Regions from separate parts of the Homo sapiens genome. Here region 1 is linked to region 2. A link is a loop called in an ENCODE intact Hi-C map of the cell type or tissue named here. Cell type or tissue: MCF 10A. All regions are shown on one strand. Links, peaks and the distances in the headings refer to the core of each region. The heading gives the core; the rest is flanking DNA.

What was found. Peaks named below come from ENCODE experiments on the same cell type or tissue, not always from the same donor. Only the 100,000 strongest peaks of a DNase experiment are listed, where the experiment ranks them.
Region 1: a loop joins it to region 2, with 16 times the contacts of the local background. A loop is called at or near these places in 76 of 110 quality-filtered maps.

The regions. Positions count from the first base shown.
Region 1 is chr9:129,787,003-129,798,175 of GRCh38, forward strand. It overlaps the pseudogene UBE2V1P4. Among named protein-coding and RNA genes, the nearest start is that of TOR1B, 11 kb to the right of the region's middle. RefSeq lists an enhancer at 3,248-3,437 and a silencer at 3,428-3,722. In MCF 10A, for the core only: a CTCF peak has its summit at 3,494 (motif pointing left); a DNase peak (open chromatin) is centred at 3,549.
Region 2 is chr9:129,133,530-129,141,453 of GRCh38, forward strand. It overlaps PTPA (protein phosphatase 2 phosphatase activator), which reads left to right. Exons shown (of 10, transcript NM_178000.3): 6 at 1,266-1,365; 7 at 2,942-3,066; 8 at 4,063-4,163. Among named protein-coding and RNA genes, the nearest start is that of PTPA, 26 kb to the left of the region's middle. RefSeq lists enhancers at 4,959-5,586, 6,055-6,144, 6,217-6,844, 6,265-6,314, 6,605-6,764 and 3 more and a silencer at 7,365-7,414. In MCF 10A, for the core only: a CTCF peak has its summit at 5,779 (motif pointing right); DNase peaks (open chromatin) are centred at 5,832, 6,582 and 7,182.

The sequences.
Region 1 (11,173 bases), core at 1,453-6,452, 650 kb after region 2:
TTCCTTTCCCCACTATGTTTTGCTTTCTAAGTGGGTTGACAGCCTTTGAGTCCACAACCACCGGGAGGTCAACGGGCGTGAGCAAGTCTCAGGGTAAGAAGAAGCCAGCTCAGGGATAACCATATCCTGCAGAGAACTCACAGGTGAACAACTGAGCCTTGATTGAAAATAAATGACGGCCAAGGTCACACAGTCTATAGCGGCGTGGCTGAGCTTCAGACCGGTTATTCCCACGCCCAGTGCTTGGCCATCCCGTTTGTGATCGGTTTGGGGCTGGAGGTGGCACTTGGTTAGGGAACAATAGTGGGAGACCAGAGTACTGTGTATTCACAAACCCAAAGAACAGGAAGCTTTTCAACAGCAGCAGTAGCAATGTCCTTGGGGTGTATTTCAACAATACTGCACTTATAAAGAATTCTCCATGGGACAGCAGGAGTATCTCAGGTAAGGTTGGGAGAGCTTGGAGGAACGAAGCCTGGAGGGATTATGAAAGCAAAATGGACAATATGTGCCTGTATTTCCCCCAGCACAGCACTGATCCCACTGGACTGTAATTGCTGGGGACTTGCCCCTCTGCCCCCACCTCCCGACCAGGTGGGAGTCCTGGTGGGTGGTGCCAAGTCTTTCTTATTGACTGTTGAGTCCCAACACCTGACAAAGAGGAAGCCCCCGGCCACAAGTAGATAGGGGATGCATTTCCAACGTGAGTAGAATGGATGATAGTGGCCCAGAGTTCAAGGAGAGAACTTCCTGGAAGACTTGGCTCCCACAACAGCCACCCCCTTATTTATTTATTTATCTATTTTTTTTTTTGAGACGGAGTCTCACTCTGTCACCTGGGCTGGAGTGCAGTGGTGAAATCTCAGCTCACTGCAACCTCCACCTCCCAGGTTCAAGAGATTCTCCTCCCTCAGCCTCCCAAGTAGCTGGGATGACAGGCACCTGCCACTACACCCGGCTAATTTTGTGTATTTTTAGTAGAGACAGGGTTTCACCATGTTGGCCAGGCTGGTCTCAAACTCCTGACTTCATGATTCGCCTGCCTCAGCCTCCCAAAGTGCTGGGATTACAGGCGTGAGCCACCGCGCCTGGCCGCTAGCCATCCCCTTATTATCTCAGATTCCTGCACGTCCGTCTCACCGTACTTGCATCCCACACCATGGTCACTTGTTTACTGGTCTGTCCTGAAAGCTCTCTGCTGAGAGGCCTCCACACTCATCATCTTAAGTGACCCTCAGGCAACCCTATAAGGTAAGGACAACCATGCCACCAACGAGGAAACTGAGACCTAGAGGGGTTGGGCAACCAGCCCAGGGTCATGTTCATGATCATGGCAGAGGTGGAATTGGAACCCAGGCATTGTGCTCCTCCCTGTTGGACTGTTGGGGGAAAGAGTCAGGACACTGGGGTGGAGCCCCCACATGAGCCCAGCGTCTGTCCTGGCTCCAGCACTTTCTTTTTTTCTTTTCTTTCTTTTTTTTTTTTTTTGAGACGGAGTCTCACTCTGTCGCCCAGGCTGGAGTGCAGTGGCGCTATCTCGGCTCACTGCAATGTCTGCCTCCTGGGTTCAAGCAATTCTCCTGCCTCAGCCTCCTAAGCAGCTGGGATTACAGGCGCGCACCACCATGCCCGGCTAATTTTTTGTATTTTTAGTAGAGATGGGGTTTCACCATGTTGGTCAGGCTGGTCTCAAACACCTGACCGCGTGATCCCCCGCCTCGGCCTCCCAACAGCACTTTCTAGATGTTTAGGAACTCCCTTGGGCAAGTGACTTCATTTCTCTGCAAGTCACCTTCTTTGCCTGCAAAATGCAGATTTCCAATCCGCTACCTCACAGGGTTGCTCTGGATTTAAATGAGATAATGACTGTAACGCTCCCAGAGCCTGGCACTGAGCAAGCATTTCATAAATAAAACACTATCTATCTAATAATAATATTTGTAACCATCTATAACAAATATACTAATCTATAGTGACAGAACGAGATCGGTGGTTGACAGGGAGAGAACGTGAGGGGAGAGACAAGAGAAAGGGATGACAAGGTGGCACAAGGAATCTTCTGGGCATGGTGGGTATGTTCACGACCTTGTTTGTGGCGATGGTTGCATGGGTGCGTACAAATGTCAAAACTTAGCAAATTGCACTTTTTTTTTTTGAGATGGAATTTCACTCTTGTCGCCCAGGCTGGAGTGCAGTGGCACGATCTGGGCTCACTGCCAAGTCCACGTCCCGGGTTCAGGTGATTCTCCTGCCTCAGCCTCCCAAGTAGCTGGGATTACAGGTGCTCGCCGCCACACCCAGCTAATTTTTCTATTTTTAGTAGAGCTGGGCGCTGCAAATTGCACACTTTAAATATGTGCAGTTTGTTCTGTGTCAATGATACCTCAATAAAGCAGTGTGAAAGCACATGCGATATTCTATGATCTTAAGATTTCATAGGAATAGGGCTGGGCTCAGTGGTTCATGCCTGTAATCCCAGCACTTTGAGAGGCCAAGGCAGGGGGATTGCCTGAGCTCAGGAGTTCGAGACCATCATCCTGGGCAACATGGCAAAACCCTGTCTCTACTACAAATACAAAAATTAGCCAGGCATGATGGCACATGCCTATAATCCCTGCTACTCCGGAGGCTGAGGTGGGAGGATTGCCTGAGCCTGGGATCTTGAGCCATCACTGCACTCCAGCCTGGGTGATAGAGTGAGATCCTGTATTTAAAAAAAAAAGATTTCATAGAAATAGGCCACACATGGTGGCATGCACGTGTAATCCCAGCTACTCTGGAGGCTGAGGCAGGAGGATTGTGTGAAGCCAGGAGTTCAAGGCTGCAGTGAGCTATGATCACACCTGTGAATAGCCACTGCACTCCAATCTGGGCAACATGGTGAGACCCTGTCTCAAAAAACAAAACGACGAAACAAAAAGGTTGCATAGAAATAAACTGTGTAATATTGATACACAAAATACCAAACAAGAAAAGGAGAATGCCAAATATCATGTACCCCTTGGAAGGCCCCCTGAAAGATAGAGGCACTAACATTTGGATGAGAACAGAATTTAATGTAAACTTTTGACTTTTTTTTTTGAGACAGGGTCTGGCTCTGCCTTCAGGCTGGAGTGCAGTGGCGTGATCACGGCTCACTGCAGCCTTGACCTCCAGGCTGAAGCAATCCTCCCACCTCAGCCTCCCGGGTAGTTGGGACTACAGGAACTCGCCACCACATCCGGCTAAATTTTGTAGTTTATAGTAGAGACGGGGTTTCGCCATGTTGCCCAGGCTGGTCTCAAACTCCTGGACTCGAGCAATCCACCCACCCTGGCCCCCCAACGTATTGGGATTACAGGTGTGAGCCACAGCGCCCAGTGGAACTGTTGACATGTTAAATAATCTAGACTTTTGAACTTTTTCTGTTAAGTTGTTGTTGTTTTTAGCCCATCTGGAGGTTGCAGATAAGCCCAGCTGCAGGTCCTCAAACCTGCAGCTCACCAGCACCCTCTAGTGCCTTCTTGGTGTGAGCACATGAAGTCTCCCAGCTGTGGGCAGTTTCCCGTCTATCAGCACAAGGACACCTCTCTTTAAAATCCTCAAGTCTGACGCTGGGTGGGAAATGGGTGTGGATCCGGGGCGCTGTCTCTGGTCCTGAAAGTCACAGTCAGCTGCGAAACCTAAGTCCAGAGCCCTCTCTGCAGCTGAATCACCCTTCCACACCTTTCCCAGGCCTTCTTTCCATTTATGATGGCCTCGACGAGTAAGCTGGTAGTTTTGAATGTTTTGGATTGACAATTTAAATGTCATAGGCAATGCTTCTGGACAGCAATGATAGAAAGAGTAAGGAGAGTGGCCAGGCGCAGTGGTTCATGCCTGTAATCCCAGCACTTTGGGAGGCCGAGGCGGGCGGATCACAAGGTCAAGAGATTGAGACCATCCTGGCCAACATGGTGAAATCCCGTCTCTACTAAAAATACAAAAATAAATTAGCCGGGCATGGTGGCGCATGCCTGTAATCCCAGCTACTTGGGAGGCCGAGGCAGGAGTATCGCTTGAATTCGGGAGGTGGAGGTTGCAGTGAGCTGAGATCACACCACTGCACCCCAGCCTGGCGAGAGAGCGAGACTCCATCTAAAGAAAAAAAAAAGAGAAAAAAGAAAGAAAGAAAGAAAGAGTAAGGAGAATGGGAACGAGTGTGAGATGAGTAATATGCTGGCCTTCTAGCAACACAGGACGACAGCCAGCACAGACTCGGACAATTTATGAAAACCAAATATACAGTCTTAAAATAGAATGTGGGCCTAAATACCTGGAATCACCCCCGTGGTAAGATTTGTAACAAAAAGATTAATATGAGACCAGGCACAATGGCTCACATCTGCAATCCCAGCACTTTGGGAGGCCGAGGTGGGTGGATCACTTGAAGCCAGGAGTTCAAGACCAGCCTGGGCAACATGGTGAAACCCCGTCTCTACTAAAAATTAGCTGGGCATGATGGCGGGCGCCTGTAATCCCAGCTACTCGGAAGGCTAAAACATGAGAATCGCTTGAACTCAGGAGGCAGAGGTTGCAGTGAGCCAAGATTGCACCACTGCACTCCAGCCTGGACAACAGAGCAAGACTCTGTCTCAAAAAAAAGAATTAATGTGAACGGAGTTAATAATTTGAATGGAGCAGTGGACCCAAGAGCCATATTGGTGCTGACAAAATGGCAGCATTTATTGTATAAAGCTTCAACGTGGTCCTGCAAGAGCTCTGGCACCTAATGACATCTAGAGAAAATGTGAAAGTCCCTCAGCTGCCTGAAGGACAGTGTTATGGCAACTAATCCAAAAGAAGAGCTACAGGTCCTTCTTGCCTTTTTGACTTAAGCAGTCTTCATTGTTCACAGCAGTAAATTTTCTTTTTGGTTGTTGTTGTTTTGTTTTGTTTTTTTTTTTAAGATGGAGCCTCCCTCTGTTGCCCAGACTGGAGTGCAGTGGTGCGATCTCGGGTCACTGCAACCTCCACCTCCTGGGGTTCACGCCATTCTCCTGCCTCAGCCTCTTGAGTAGCTGGGACTACAGTCACCTGCCACCACACCTGGCTAATTTTTGTATTTTCAGTAGAGATGGGGTTTCATCATGTTGGCCAGGCTGGTCCTGAACTCCTGACCTCAGGTGATCTGCCTGCCTCGGCCTCCCAAAGTGCTGGGATTATAGGCATCAGCCACCGTGCCTGGCCAATACCCACACTTTTAAGGGAACAAAATGTTATCCAAGTATTTACAGTAGCACTAACTGGGGGTGGGGAGACCCAGGCACAACGACCCCCAGCCCATGGCTCATTGATCCAAGGTCAACCAGCCCAGGTTGGGCCAATCAGGTCCTCTCTCTGCAAACTCAAAGTTGGACCCAAGCATGCAGGTATGGGAAGTGGCCAAGCCTGATCCACCTGTGGGCAATGTCCCAGCAAAAGGTCCCCCAACTCCTGCCCCTGAGTCCTAGACAACACCCCGGGGACCCTGCTCTTCCTGAGATGTGGTCAGTCATTTCTCACATTTTTGTGAGTCACCCTGACCTCCTCTAACAAACCCTAAAAAAGCCCAAATCACGGTCAGCGTCTGTTGTTTGGAAACAAAGAACTTCAACTGATGGAGCAATTGGCTACTTAAGAGAGTGGGAGATGGGCAGCAGGTGCTTAGCGAATTGTGGGGACTGGGAAGCGATTACTGAGCCCACATGGGGAAAAATGCAGAGAGGCACCCCCCTTCCCACCATCCATCTTCCAGGAGAGGGGAGTACCAGTGCCCACAGTGACAAAGCAGCTAAGCCAATTTCACCTGGACCTCCCTGAGGACCACCTACCTCCAAGAGGTCAGCTCCAGCACCCTGGGAAGTCACTGCCTCAGGCCAATCAATGGAGGGGTGACAGAGGCCAAGATCCCACCACCACCAGCACCAGGGCAGAGCAGTGGCTCTTCATGAAAGTGGGACCCTGAAATCTATTGAAAGATACCTTTGCTGGGCATGGTGGCTCACGGCTGTAATCCCAACGCTTAGAGGCCGAGGCGGGAGGATTGCTTGAGCCCAGGAGTTTGAGACCAGCCTGGGCAACACAATGAGAACCCATCTCTACAAAAAATAAAAAATTAGCTGGGCACAGTGGCACACGCCTGTAGTCCAAGCTACTCAGGAGGCTGAGGTGGGAGGATCACTTTTGCCTCAGAGGTTGAAGCTGCAGTGAGCGGTGATCACACCACTGCACTCTAGCCTGGGTGACAGGGTGAGACCCTATCTCTAAACAAACAAACAAACAAACATATCAGTGCTATTTTGGCAAGCTGTAATCAATGGAATGCTGACTCAATTCGGAATTTTAACATTCAGAGGCTCATGGTCATAGGAACTTAAAAAAATTTTTTTTGAATTTTAATTGTGCTAAAAAACACATCATATAAAGTTTACCATCTTCACCATTTTTCAGGGTACAACTCAGTGGCATTAAGCATATGCACCTGTTGGACATCCAATCATCTCCAGAACTTTTCCTCTTCCCAAACTGAAGCTCTTGTCTCCATTAAACACTAACTCCACAGCCCCCCTTCCCCAGCCTCTGGAAACCACCTTTCTACTTTCTGTCTGTATGATTTTGACTTCTCTAAGGACCTCATAGAAGTGGAATCTTACAGTGTTTGTCTTCTTGTGATGGCTGATTCTACCTAGTATGATGATCATAGAAACTTTTGATACACTTTAAAATTTCACTATATAGGCCGGGCGCGGTGGCTGACGCCTGTAATCCCAGCACTTTGGGAGGCCGAGGCAGGCGGACCACCTGAGGTCTGGAGTTCGAGACTAGCCTGACCAACATGGAGAAACCCCATCTCTACTAAAAATACAAAATTAGCCGGGGGGATGGCGCATGCCTGTAATACCAGCTACTCCGGAGGCTGAGGCAGGAGAATGGCTTGAATCCAGGAGGCGGAGGTTGCTGTGAGCCGAGATCGCGCCATTGCACTCTAGCTTGGGCAACAAGAGTGAAACTCCATCTCAAAAAAAAAAAAAACAATTCACTATACAGCCAGGCGCAGTGGCTCATGCCTGTAATCCCAGCATGTTGGGAGGCCGAGGCGGGTGGATCACCTGAGCTCAGGAGTTTGAAACCAGCCTGACCAACATGGTGAAACCCCATCTCTACTAAACAAAAATCAGCTGGGTGTGGCAGCGGGTACCTATAATCCCAGCTACTCGGGAGGCTGAGGCAGAAGAATCGCTTGAACCCAGGAGGCGGAGGTTGCAATGAGCCAAGATCATGCCATTGCACTCCAGCCTGGGCAACAAGAACAAAACTCCATGTCAAAAAAAAGAAAAAAGACACCAAACATGTGAGGTGGGCAGGAAACATGGATGGAAAACCCCCACTGTGCTTTCCTGTACCTGGGGTGGTGGAACTGCTGAGGGGTCCCTAGAGGCAGAGATGTCCAAGGCACGACTCCTGACATGTAACGGGGCTAGAGTTGCCGCCCGAGAAAAGGTCCCCCAAGCCCATCAGATTGAGCCTGCTTGGAGGCAGCCTCCCTAACCTCTGCAGAATAGCCCCCCTGGGGGTGCTAGCTTTTGAGTTTTTGAAGCAAAGTACCTAGAAGGACTTAGCTGAGATCACAAAAGAAATTGAGTTCACTGCCATAGGGCCCCCAGCACTTGCTTATGATGACATAGGAGCCGCACTAAACCCGCTGCACTGGAAGGGATGAGAAGCCTGAGGCTCAGAGAAGGTGGGTGACTTGCCCTGGGTCACACAGGAAACATGACAGCCAGAATGTAAACTCAGGCGGGTCTGCTTCCGGAGGCAGCATTTTGGAAAATTCTTTGTCCGACAGAAAGGGAGTGTGTTTTTCACAAATATTTGACATACGCCTTGGACATAGTACCGCACTAAGCACTACAGGTGAACAGAACAAATCCTGCCTTCGAGGTTACCGTACATTCAAGCAAACAGGGAAACGAGTCCCATTAGAGTATGAGAAACAGGACAGGCAGGGATGGGATGGGGAGGAGCAGGAGGACACCTGGGGAAGGTGGCAGGTCAGGGGAAGAGGCTGGGCCTGGAGCAGTCACCTGGCCTGGGGCTTGTCTTAGCTTCTCCCAGTAGTTCCCTCACCTGCAAATGAAACATTTGTTTCACAAGGTGTCATGAAGACACCTGGCTCAATCTTAGATGCTCAATTAAGGTAAACTCCTTTCATTTCCAAGGGGAAGGAGAGGAGCAGGGAAGAGGTTTCCTGAGACCTGTGGTGGATTAGAGATGCCCAGAGGGTCCCCAAAGGGGATGTCCTGGCCCTTGTGTGGTCAGTCCTTCATGGTGGGGACAGGCCCTTACTCTGCAGGGCCTTAGGCATCCCTGGCCCGCAGATCAGTCTGTCCTCTTGGAGAGTGTTCTATCCTTGAACACCAAGCACATATTTATGGAGCACCTACTGTGTCCTGGTCAGAGTTCTGGGAATTAGAGACACAGAGGACAAAAGACAAGGTCCCTGCCCTCCTGAAGCTCTCGTGGCAGTGGGAGAGGAGGGCAATAAACAAGGACTCAGATGGGGTGATAGGAGAGAGAGCAGGTGCCTGGGGGGTAGGAGTAAGTCTACTGTCGACGGGGGAGGTGGGCTTGGAGCTGAGGGTTAGAAGCTGTTAGCTGTGTGGGGCTTGGAGGCAAGAGTCCAGGCTGAGAACACGTTATATGTGAAAACTCCGAGGCAGGAGAGAGAAGGGGCGGGGGGCCTGAGAACGAGGGAGCCTGTGGGATGAGAACGAGGGAGGCTGTGGGATGAGAACGAGGGAGGCTATGGGATGAGAAAGGCTCTCTGAGAGGAAAGTGTGCACATCACTGGGGCTGGGAGGTCAGAGGAAGGAGGGCACCTTTCTTCCCAAGGGTTTTGGGAAGCCATCGACAGGTACCAAGCAAGAATAGCAGGACCCAGTTCCTTGTAAAAAGACCACCTGTCCCTGTTGTAGGGAGAATGACTCAGAGAGGATGGGGTGAAGATGTTTGCACTTACCGTGACAGACACCCCGGTGGGAAGGACTTTTTTTTTTTTGAGACAGAGTCTCACTCTGTTGCCCAGGCTGGAGTGCAGCAGCACAATCACAGCTCACTGCAAACTCCTGGGCTCAGGTGATCCTCCCACCTCAGCCTCCTGAGTAGCTGGGACCACAGGTGCAAGCTACCATGCCTGACTAATTTTTGTATTTTTTGTAGAGATGGGGTCTCGCTATGTTGCCCAGGCTGGTCTCAAACTCCTGAGCTCAAGTGTTCCTGGGAGGGACATGTTTGGGGAAAGTGACCAAGGCTCCCATTTCAACTGTGCAGCTACTGGGCTGTCTAGGGAATAGCCAGAGGTGTCCTGGGTGTGGCCAGGTATGGGTCCTGGAGAAAGTTGGGGGCCTCTCACCCAGGGAGAGAGGGGAGAGAAAGAAGATCTGGAACTGAGCCTAGGAGCCTCTCAGGATTTTAAGTGGGGAGACGGGGAAGCAGCAGCAACCTAGGAGGCTGGTGGCAGGGAGGGAGGATACCATTTAGCCAGGATGCAGGCTCCAGATCAGTTCCAAAGTCCCTCCCTGGCAGCTGCTGATTCAGAAGGGGGTTTCTAGCACCTGCAAGAAAAAGCATGACGCGGACGGGAGGATGGAGGGGGAAGGGGCTGCCAGGCAGAGCATGATTTGGGCAGAGGTTGTCACACATTTTTGCTCACACATCAGATTAACATTGAAAATTTTCATTGTGAGTTTATTTATTTATTTATTGAGATGGAGTCTCACCCTGTTGCCCAGGCTGGAGTGCAGTGACGCAATCTTGGCTCACTGCAACCTCCACCTGCCAGATTCAAGAGATTCTCCTGTCTCAGCCTCCCGAGTAGCTGGGATTACAGGTGCACATGCCACCATGTCTGGCTAATTTTTGTATTTTTAGTGGAGATGGGGTTTCACCATGCTGGCCAGGCTGGTCTGGAATTCCTGACCTCAGGTGATCTGTCCCCCTCGGCCTCCCAAAGTGCTGGGATTACAGGCGTGAGTCACCTCGCCCTGCCCATTGTGAGTTTAAATGGTCACAAAAGACATAATTTTTGCACTTTAAGATAACACTGTAGGGCCGGGCGCGGTGGCTCACACCTGTAATCCCAGCACTTTGGGAGGCCGAGGCGGGCGGATCACGAGGTCAGGAGATCGAGACCATCCTGGCTAACACGGTGAAACCCCGTCTCTACTAAAAATCCAAAAAAAAAAAAAAAAAATTAGCTGGGTGTGGTGGCGGGCGCCTGTAGTCCCAGCTACTTGGGAGGCTGAGGCAGGAGAATGGCGTGAACCCGGGAGGCGGAGCTTGCAGTGAGCCGAGACCTCGCCACTGCACTCCAGCCTGGGTGACAGAGCGAGACTCCATCTCAAAAAAAAAAAAAAAAAAAAAAAGATAACACTGTTGCATTGCTTGTCTAATTACTCGGTGGAATCTAGATGCCACAGCAATGTAACCTCCCATCCATGTATCAAACACATGAACAAGTCAGACACTTATGATCTTTTTTGTACTAGAACCCGTATTTCCATTCCACTCTCTCATCAAATGTCATGTTAATGAAATTTTTTTCTTCCCCTTTTTTTTTTTTTTGCCTAACAGTCTTATTGATCATGCTATCTTATTTCTCTGCAACAAAAATATGTATATACTACAAATGAAAACTTAACATAGGCCCGGTGCGGCCTAAAACTATAAAACCTAATATAGTTTTTTTTTTTTTTTCTGGTGACCACAAAACCCTAGGTATTAAATATTTCTTTTGGATTATTTTTAGTATACAATTGCTCAAAATAACATAAATAGGTTACAAACTTTTTTTTTTTTTTGAGAAGGAGTCTCACACTGTGGCCCAGGCTGGAGTGCAGTGGCACGATCTGGGCTCACTGCAACTTCCGCCTCCCGGGTTCAAGGGATTCTCCTGCGTCAGCCTCCTGAGTAGCTGGGATTACAGGTGTGCACCCCTATGCCTGGCTAATTTTTGTATTTTTAGTAGAGACGGGATTTTGCCATGTTGGCCAGGCTGGTCTCAGACTCCTGATCTCAAGTGATCCGCCTGCCGAGGCCTTCCAAAGTGCTAGGATTACAGGCATGAGCCACCACGCCTGGCCAAAATTTTTTTAAAAAGAAAAAACAATTAAAA
Region 2 (7,924 bases), core at 2,910-7,909:
TTCTCACCTCCCTCCAGATAGGTTTTGTGTGACATTGTGAACAATGGGATTCAATCACAGTCCAGTGAGTTGTTCCTACAGTGCAGACCATTCCTGTTTGATATGACTGGGAAAGGAAGGAGGATACTTTTTCACCCTGTAATCTGATCATGTGTTCCCTGCTTAGAAGCCTGCAGTGGCTCCCTATTGCTCTTAGGGTAAAGTCTGAGCTCTTTCCTATGGCCAAAAGGCCCATGTGACCTGTAGCCTCCTGTCATTACACGTTCTCCCTTGCTCTCACTGCCTTCGACATACTGGCCTCCTTAGTGTTCCTCAAACAGATCAAACTTTTTCTTGCCTCAAGGCCTGTGCACATGCTATTCCTTCTGGCTAGAATGCATTTCTTGCTTCCCTCACTCCCTTTGCCTTGCCAGCTCACATCTTTCAGATTTCAGATTAGATGTTACTTCCTTAGGGGAAACCTTGAACCCTTACGTCAGGGTCCTTCTGTGATATCCTCCAGTTAGTACCCTGTCTTTCTCCTTCAGAGCTGGAATCATAGTAGTGACTGTATATTTATAATGTCTGTTGTCCCTGATAGATCATAAACTTTCTGAGGGCAAGGACTTACTTGTCACTGTCTCCTAGTGCGTAACATGGACAGTGACTGCTTACATAGTAGGTGCTCAGTAAATATGGTGGAATTGCTGAGTGAGTTAAACCTACGTAATGAAATGTAAATGTCCAGCCCGGGTCTTTTACGAGTGGAATTATAGTACTGGTAGTTCTTTTTTTTTTTTTTTTTTTTTTTTTTTTGAGACAGTCTCACTTTGTCACCCAGGCTGGAGTGCAGTGGCCTTATCATGGCTCACTGCAGCCTCAACCTCCTGGGCTCAGGAGATCCTCCATCTCAGCCTCCTGAGTAGTTGGGACCACAGGCACATGCCACCATGTCTGGCTAATTTTTGTATTTTTTGTAGAGACAGGGTTTTGCCATGTTGGCCAGGCTGATCTCAAACTCCTGAGCTCAAGCAAGCTGCCTGCCTCAGCCTCCTGAAGTGCTGGGATTACAGGCATGAGCCACCATGCACGGCCAGTACTGGTATTATAGTTCTTGAAAGGAAAGGGCCTAGCAAGTCTTTCTGAATGGGGAAGAGGTCTCATTGTCTCCATGTTGACCACCCTCCTCAGAGGGGCACTTATCAATGATTCGGATTCTGGGAGACTAAAACAATCCCAGTCCTTTACCTGGACTACTGTCAACGCTGGTTGTTTTTCTCCTCCAGGGCATGAGGCAGCCTTCGCTGCTTTCCTCTGCTGTCTCTGCAAGATTGGGGTGCTCCGGGTGGATGACCAAATAGCTATTGTCTTCAAGGTGTTCAATCGGTGAGAGAAAGGACAGGAGGGTTGGAGGAGGGGGCGTGAGGGGCCATCTGTTTCCTCCTCAAACTGGGAAATGGGGTGCTCTAGGGTTCTCCTGAGTAGCTCATGGTTCTCTTGTCCTGTCCTAATCAAGCTCTGGCTGTGGATGGAGTGTCCAAGCCTTTTTTCCAACAGGTTCAAATTAACCTCCAAGTAAAAGCAAGTGAAAGAATTGTCACATAGGCCGGGCGCGGTGGCTCACGCCTGTAATCCCAGGACTTTGGGAGGCCCAGGCAGGCGGATCACGAGGTCAGGTGTTCGACACCAGCCTGGCCAACATGATGAAACCCCGTCTCTACTAAAAATACAAGAATTAGCTGGGCGTGGTGGCACTCGCCTGTAATTCCAGCTACTCAGGAGGCTGAGGCAGAAGAATTGCTTGAACCCAGGAGGCGGAGGTTGCAGTGAGCTGAGATCGTGCCACTGTACTCCAGCCTGGGTGACAGAGTGAGACTCTGTCTTAAAAAAAAAAAGAATTGTCACATAATGTCTGCCAGTATTGACACAGTGTTGACCATATGGAGGAAGAATTCTAAGCACTTTATGTATAACTCATTAATTCTAACAACAACCCTATGAAATAGCAACTGTTATTTCCATTTTACATATGAGGAAACTGAGGCACAGAGATATCCGGTGTCTTCACTGGGTTCACGCCAGCTGAACCCAGGTAGTCAGACTCTGACCTGCTGCCCCACACCACCCAAGCCAGTCGCTGGGCAGCACTGATGTGGATCAGTTACCCAGAGCTCTTAAAATCCCCATTGCGGGCCCCAGTCTAGCAGTGCTGCTGCAGCAGGCCTGTGACGGAGCCCAGGAGCAGTGCTCGATGCTTCACAGGTGGTTGATATGCAGCCTCTGATAATATAGAAGGTTGGAACCAGAAGAACCTAGGAGATAACCTGCTGGGACTTGTGTTAGCTTTCAGACAGGCCAACTGAGGCTGGAGAGGCTGAGGCCCTGCCCAGGGTTTTACAAGTTGTCAGGAGTTGATGGCACCAAAACCCACCTTCCTAATCAGTGATTTTTTATTTATTTATTTGTTTATTTTTTTTGAGACAGGGTCTTGCTCTGTCGCCCAGGCTGGAGTGCAGTGGAGAGATCTCGGCTCACTGCAAGCTCTGCCTCCTGGGTTCATGCCATTCTCCTGCCTCAGCCTCCAGAGTAGCTGGGACCACAGGCGCCCACCACCACACCTGGCTGATTTTTTGGATTTTTAGTAGAGACGGGGTTTCACCGTGTTGGCCAGGATGGTCTCGATCTCCTGACCTTGTGATCCGCCTGCCTCGGCCTCCCAAAGTGCTGGGATTACAGGCGTGAGCCACCGTGCCCGGGCCCTTAATCAGTGATTTTTATGCCTTTCCTGAGCCAAAAGATGGCTGAGTGTTTGTTGGGGGAAATAAAGCTACATTATTGAAATTGAGACCAGTTAACACTCTTCAGTGGTTATTTTGGGGTCTCCTTGTGCTCCCAGTGGCCGAAAGGGTGAGACTGTCTTTTTACTTTTTGCTACCTTCCCTTTCCCTGTCCTCCTGTGCAGGTACCTTGAGGTTATGCGGAAACTCCAGAAAACATACAGGATGGAGCCAGCCGGCAGCCAGGGAGTGTGGGGTCTGGATGACTTCCAGTTTCTGCCCTTCATCTGGGGCAGTTCGCAGCTGATAGGTACTAGAGCGGGAGGTGCCTATCCCTCCACCCCCAACCAAGGCTGCGTTCTGTGGCCCTCCCCTGCCCCTCCTGCGCTCCCTCCTTCCCTTCTTCCTGCCCAGGGCAGACAGTGACAGCTTGGAAAGCAGGGCATTAGACCAGCTATTGAGGGAGGCTGTTTACTGTCGACCTTCTGCTGTGAGAGCCCGTGTGGTGGGCTGGAGGAGGCGGAGGCCAAGCGCCACCAAGATAATGGGAAGTGACATGGGCTGGAGCAAGGGCGCACGCCTGGTGCATAATGGACTGGTGTGAAATGCGCCCCAGCTCCTGGCAGCAGCTGTGGGGTTTTATGTTGAAAATGAGGGACCCTTTTGATTTGGTGACCAGTGTCATCCACTGTTATTATCGAGCTGTGTGCAAAGGGGCCCGTTAGGGAGCAGCCGCCAAGTGCTGGGTGGTGGGCCTGCTTCCTGTGGGGCTCAGAGAGGCCTGCTCTGGTGACTCCCCAACTCTTGAAGCTAGTTTTCAGGATGGGCGTAGGTGATCATCTCTATTTTGATGAAGAATGAACTGCCTACAGACTGATATTCATAAATGACCATTAGTTGTGGCCTCGGGTGCATTGCCTCCCCGAATCTTCTCAGTGACACTGCGAAGGGTCTGCCAGCATGAAGCCGGCTCTGCTGACTGGCACCTGCACCAGGCACCATACTGAGTGCTGTAGGTGTGGTAATTGTTGTCATGGCCCCTAGGAGGAGGTGCTCTTCTTGTCCCCAGTGTCCAGGTGAGGAAACTGAACCTTGGCAGGCTGAAGTCATGCGTCCAACGCCATGCAGCTAGAGCTTAGCACATTAGAATACACAAACCCAGAGTTACTTATTGCTCCTTCAAGGTGAGGTGTTGAGGGCACCACGGGCAGGACTGAGGCCCCTGGGGGGGTGTGACTGCTGGGCCGGGTTGCCCAGGTAGTCGTGGGGCCTGGTTCTGAATGCTGGGGCCCATTCCTTTTCCCAGACCACCCATACCTGGAGCCCAGACACTTTGTGGATGAGAAGGCCGTGAATGAGAACCACAAGGACTACATGTTCCTGGAGTGTATCCTGTTTATTACCGAGGTGAGGAGGAGGGGTGAGAGAGAAGCCCATGGCTGCCTCCAGGCTCAGATGAACCAAGGCTGGTGGCCTTACAGTGGATCAGAAGAGCCAGAGCTGCTGCCCAAAATGGCAGGGCCGGCCGGAGCGGGTTATTGAAAAGGAAGCACCACTGGGCCTCTTCCGAAAGAGCCGCTGCTGACTGTCAGGTCCTCCGCCCAGTTCTCCTTCAGTTTCTCCTGAACACCACAGGAGTCTTGAGATGAGGGTCTAAGACTTGGTCACTAACTGGCCTTGGTGACTGCTGCAGCAGGTCTGAAAGGGTCGGGGCGGGCGGAGGTTTGTGGGGGAGGGTCAGCATCTTTCGGTGGGGCCCCACAAGGGTCTGTAGAACCATGTGCTGTGGATGTGTAAAATGAAACCACCAGAGGAGATGGAGCGAACTTCTGGTGCAGACAGCTTTTCTGTCGAAGGGACACGTCTCTGTCAGTGCCTGAGGACGTGGGCCCGAGCAAAGTGCTGGAGTGGGAGTGCGCAGGCCTGGCCTGTGGTGGCAGTCACTGGATAGCCAGCCCCACGGCTGGGTTCTGGAACTGGAAGTTATTGTCTCACCAAGGCAGGATTCCTTGCAGTGGGCCCTGGACCACTTGTGCGAGATCTCCTAGTGTGTTTGTTAAAACGCACATTCCTGGGCCCTCCATCCCAGCTTATTGCATCAGAATCTTAGGGGACAAGAGCCAGGAACCTGCATCTAAACACACGTGCCAGGCGACTGCACAGGAAAGCTGGGGACCCTCTGCTCTCTGGACCTCTCTTGAGGGAGGTGTTAGGACTTCTCATCCTCTCTGCCATCCCCATGCCCCAGTTTCCAAAGGGCGCCCTCGCTCAGCTATCTGGAGAGGGTTTGAGAGTTCTATCCCTCCTCAGTCCCTTTCCCGACACCAGCACGGATGTCTGCTGCCTCAGTGAGGTTCCTAGCAGGCCTGTGGATGCTGGCCACGGGGGCTGCTCTCCGTCCGGGCTGTGTATTCTGAGCCCCCGACGAGGTGGAGAAAGCTGGGTTATAACCAGCAGCCTTGGCTCCAGGCTCTTCCTGGTCAACATTCGGCTCAGGCTTCTGCCAAACTCCAGAGGCCAGAGGGGAATGACACATTTTTTCCAAGTCAGCAAATGGAGCCGGGACTGACGGCTGGGCGGCCACCACTTCATTCCCGGAGATCTGCTGCCCTCAGCAGTGTGGCAGGCCCAAGGTCGGGAGGACTTGGGGGCAGCCTGGCTCACTGCCTTGAAAGCCAGTCACGCGCTGCTCTCTGTGGAGTGGAATGTGGGGGTCTGCGGAGCCCTGGGGGACCTCAGGATAAGCTGGAGGAGCAGGGTGGGAAGAAGGGTGCAGATGCCACACTGAGTTCTTGGGTGTGGCTGAAAGGCTGAGCTGTTTGGGCTCCCCCGGCGGCTGGCCAGGCCTCTGGGTCCCTGTCGGTATTCTAACTAGGAGGCATGCCAGGCCTGGCCTCCAGGATTTTGGGAATTGATTCCATGGTAAAATTTTGTCTTTAGTTGGTTGGTTGATTTTGTTGGTATAAACACCCCAAAAGCTTTTCCAAAGTTTGGGACCCAGTTCCTCCAGTAGAGGAAATCTCAAAGTAGCCACTAGGTGGCAGGAGAGGCACACTGAACTTGGAGAGGGTTTGGTGACATTTATTTGAGGCAGCAGAAGGAACAGGGAGGGGAGGGCGTGCCTAGAGTTGTTGGCTGTTCCGCACCTTCTCCACAGGTCCGGGTTTTCACTTTGGGTCTAGGCTCTTGGGCATGGTGTTCAACAGTAGACCCTAGGAGGAGTGTGCCCAGGAGCCGGGGTGGCTGCAGCAAGGGCCCATCTTGCCACGTGGCCGCTGGTTGCAGCACACGTTGTGTTGGTTCTCCAGAGCGCCCACCCTCTTCCACCTCGGAGCAGTGAGCAGCATTTTGCAGTCCCTAGTTGGTGAGTGGCCTGGCCTAGCTCACTGGGGACCTGGAGGCTTGCATGGAGTTCTGTACGCCTTGCTTGGGAAGGAGGCAGTGTTTCCTCTGGAGACCCTGGATTCACCATGGTGCTCTTTTAACTGGGAGATTAACTAAAACACCGAGAACTTGGGAGTGGAATCAGGCAGCCCTTTCAGGGTCTCATGCCAAGACTGCCCTGATACCCGTGGGCATCCTAGGTGAGGGACCCCACCTTGCAGGGCCTCTACAGCCTCTGTAAATGCAGCCCTGGCGCCTTTAAGAGCCCAGGGCAGGCAGGAAAAGAATTTCAGTTTCAATCTGGCTTCTAAATTTGGAGTTTTGGGAAGGGAGGGATCAGATTTCAGCTGGAAGGGAAGGAGCTGACAGGAAGGCGCTGTGCAGAGCCTCCCCACCCCCGCCCATCCCCCCAGTTACTGACAGAGGAGCCATTTACAAAAGGCCGATTCTCTGGGGAGTGGAGAGGCAGGAACGCAGCGTCTGTGAGTAATTTCCTGCTCAATATGGCTGCTCTGACTCACACGATTCCCCTGGGGTCACTGCGGGCTGCAGCTCGCTCGCTCATTCTGGTTCTTTCTCTTCTCCCTTTGTGGCTAGAATGAGCTAATTTTTTCTTTGTCTTCCAGCCCCGATTCCTTTTTCTCCCACTCGTCTGTTTTCCTTTGCCAGAGTTACAGGCAAAGGACTGTAACCTCCCTGAAGGACTTAGGGAGACCCTGGGGTACTGAAGGCCTGGGGGCAGCCTGCAGCCCCTCCAAAGAAACTACCTCTCTGGCCTTTCTGTGTGTAGGGGCCCAGGGCCACTGGAGCTCCAGGACATGGGCCTAGCCCTGGCTCTGCCAGAGGCCTTTTGAGGATCTGTTCTTTGGCCCTGGTAGGCGAGGCTGGCCAGGAGGCAGGGGCTCTTGTCTTCCAGTGCCCATCTGCCTGCCTTTGCCTCGGAGCCCTTGCCGGGCAGGCCCCTGGCAGACAAAGCCGACAAAGCCGACAGGGTGCCTCCTGGTTGCTTGCTCAGAGGGCCCTGTCCAGAGAGTGAAACTGGTTACACAGCTCCATGCTCCCTGAGCTTTCCTGGGCCTGGAAGTGTGCACAGGGCTGGAGCCTGCAGACTGGGGAAGGGGTGGGGTAGGGTGGGGAGGTGGGGGAGGGGCTGGGGGTGGAGTGTGGTTGAGCAGGGCAGTTGAAACAAAGCTCCCCAGAGGTGAGGCCCCTGTAGGCTCGGGGTGCCTGGCTGCCCTCCTGGAGGAGAGAGCCTGGGGTGATTCTGAGTGAAGCGAGTGGTCCAAGACAAGGCCCCCAGGGACCAGAGTGGGCTTTGTCTCTGTTGGGTGCCTCGGGCTCTTGCCTGGCTGTGGTGGAGCCTGGGAGAGAAGAGGAGGGGAGGGAGGAGCCTGTTGTCCTTGCTCCTGAACATGGGTGTTTGGATGGGCTTTTTGGGAACCTGGGCCAGGGGAGGGAAATGAGGGGGATAAAATGACAGGTTTTTTTTGACTTAAATCTTAAAAGTTTTGTCACAGTTGCCCTTACTAGAGAAGTAAGAGGCCTGCCAGGAGTGGGTCACCAGGTGGCAGCCCATGGCTCAAGAGTGGGGGCTCCTGAGGGCTCTTGTGGTGAACTGATGCCCCTTTTTGGAGAGCGTTTCTGGCTTATCTTTTCTCCTTCAAAAAATAACCCAGTCTCCCCTGACACCCGCATGTTTCTAGAACCTTCCAAGTCTCTGTTTCTTTGCCAGATTCAGCCTCTTTGCAGAGTCTTCCTTCTGCAGCATGGGTCTGGGGTACAGA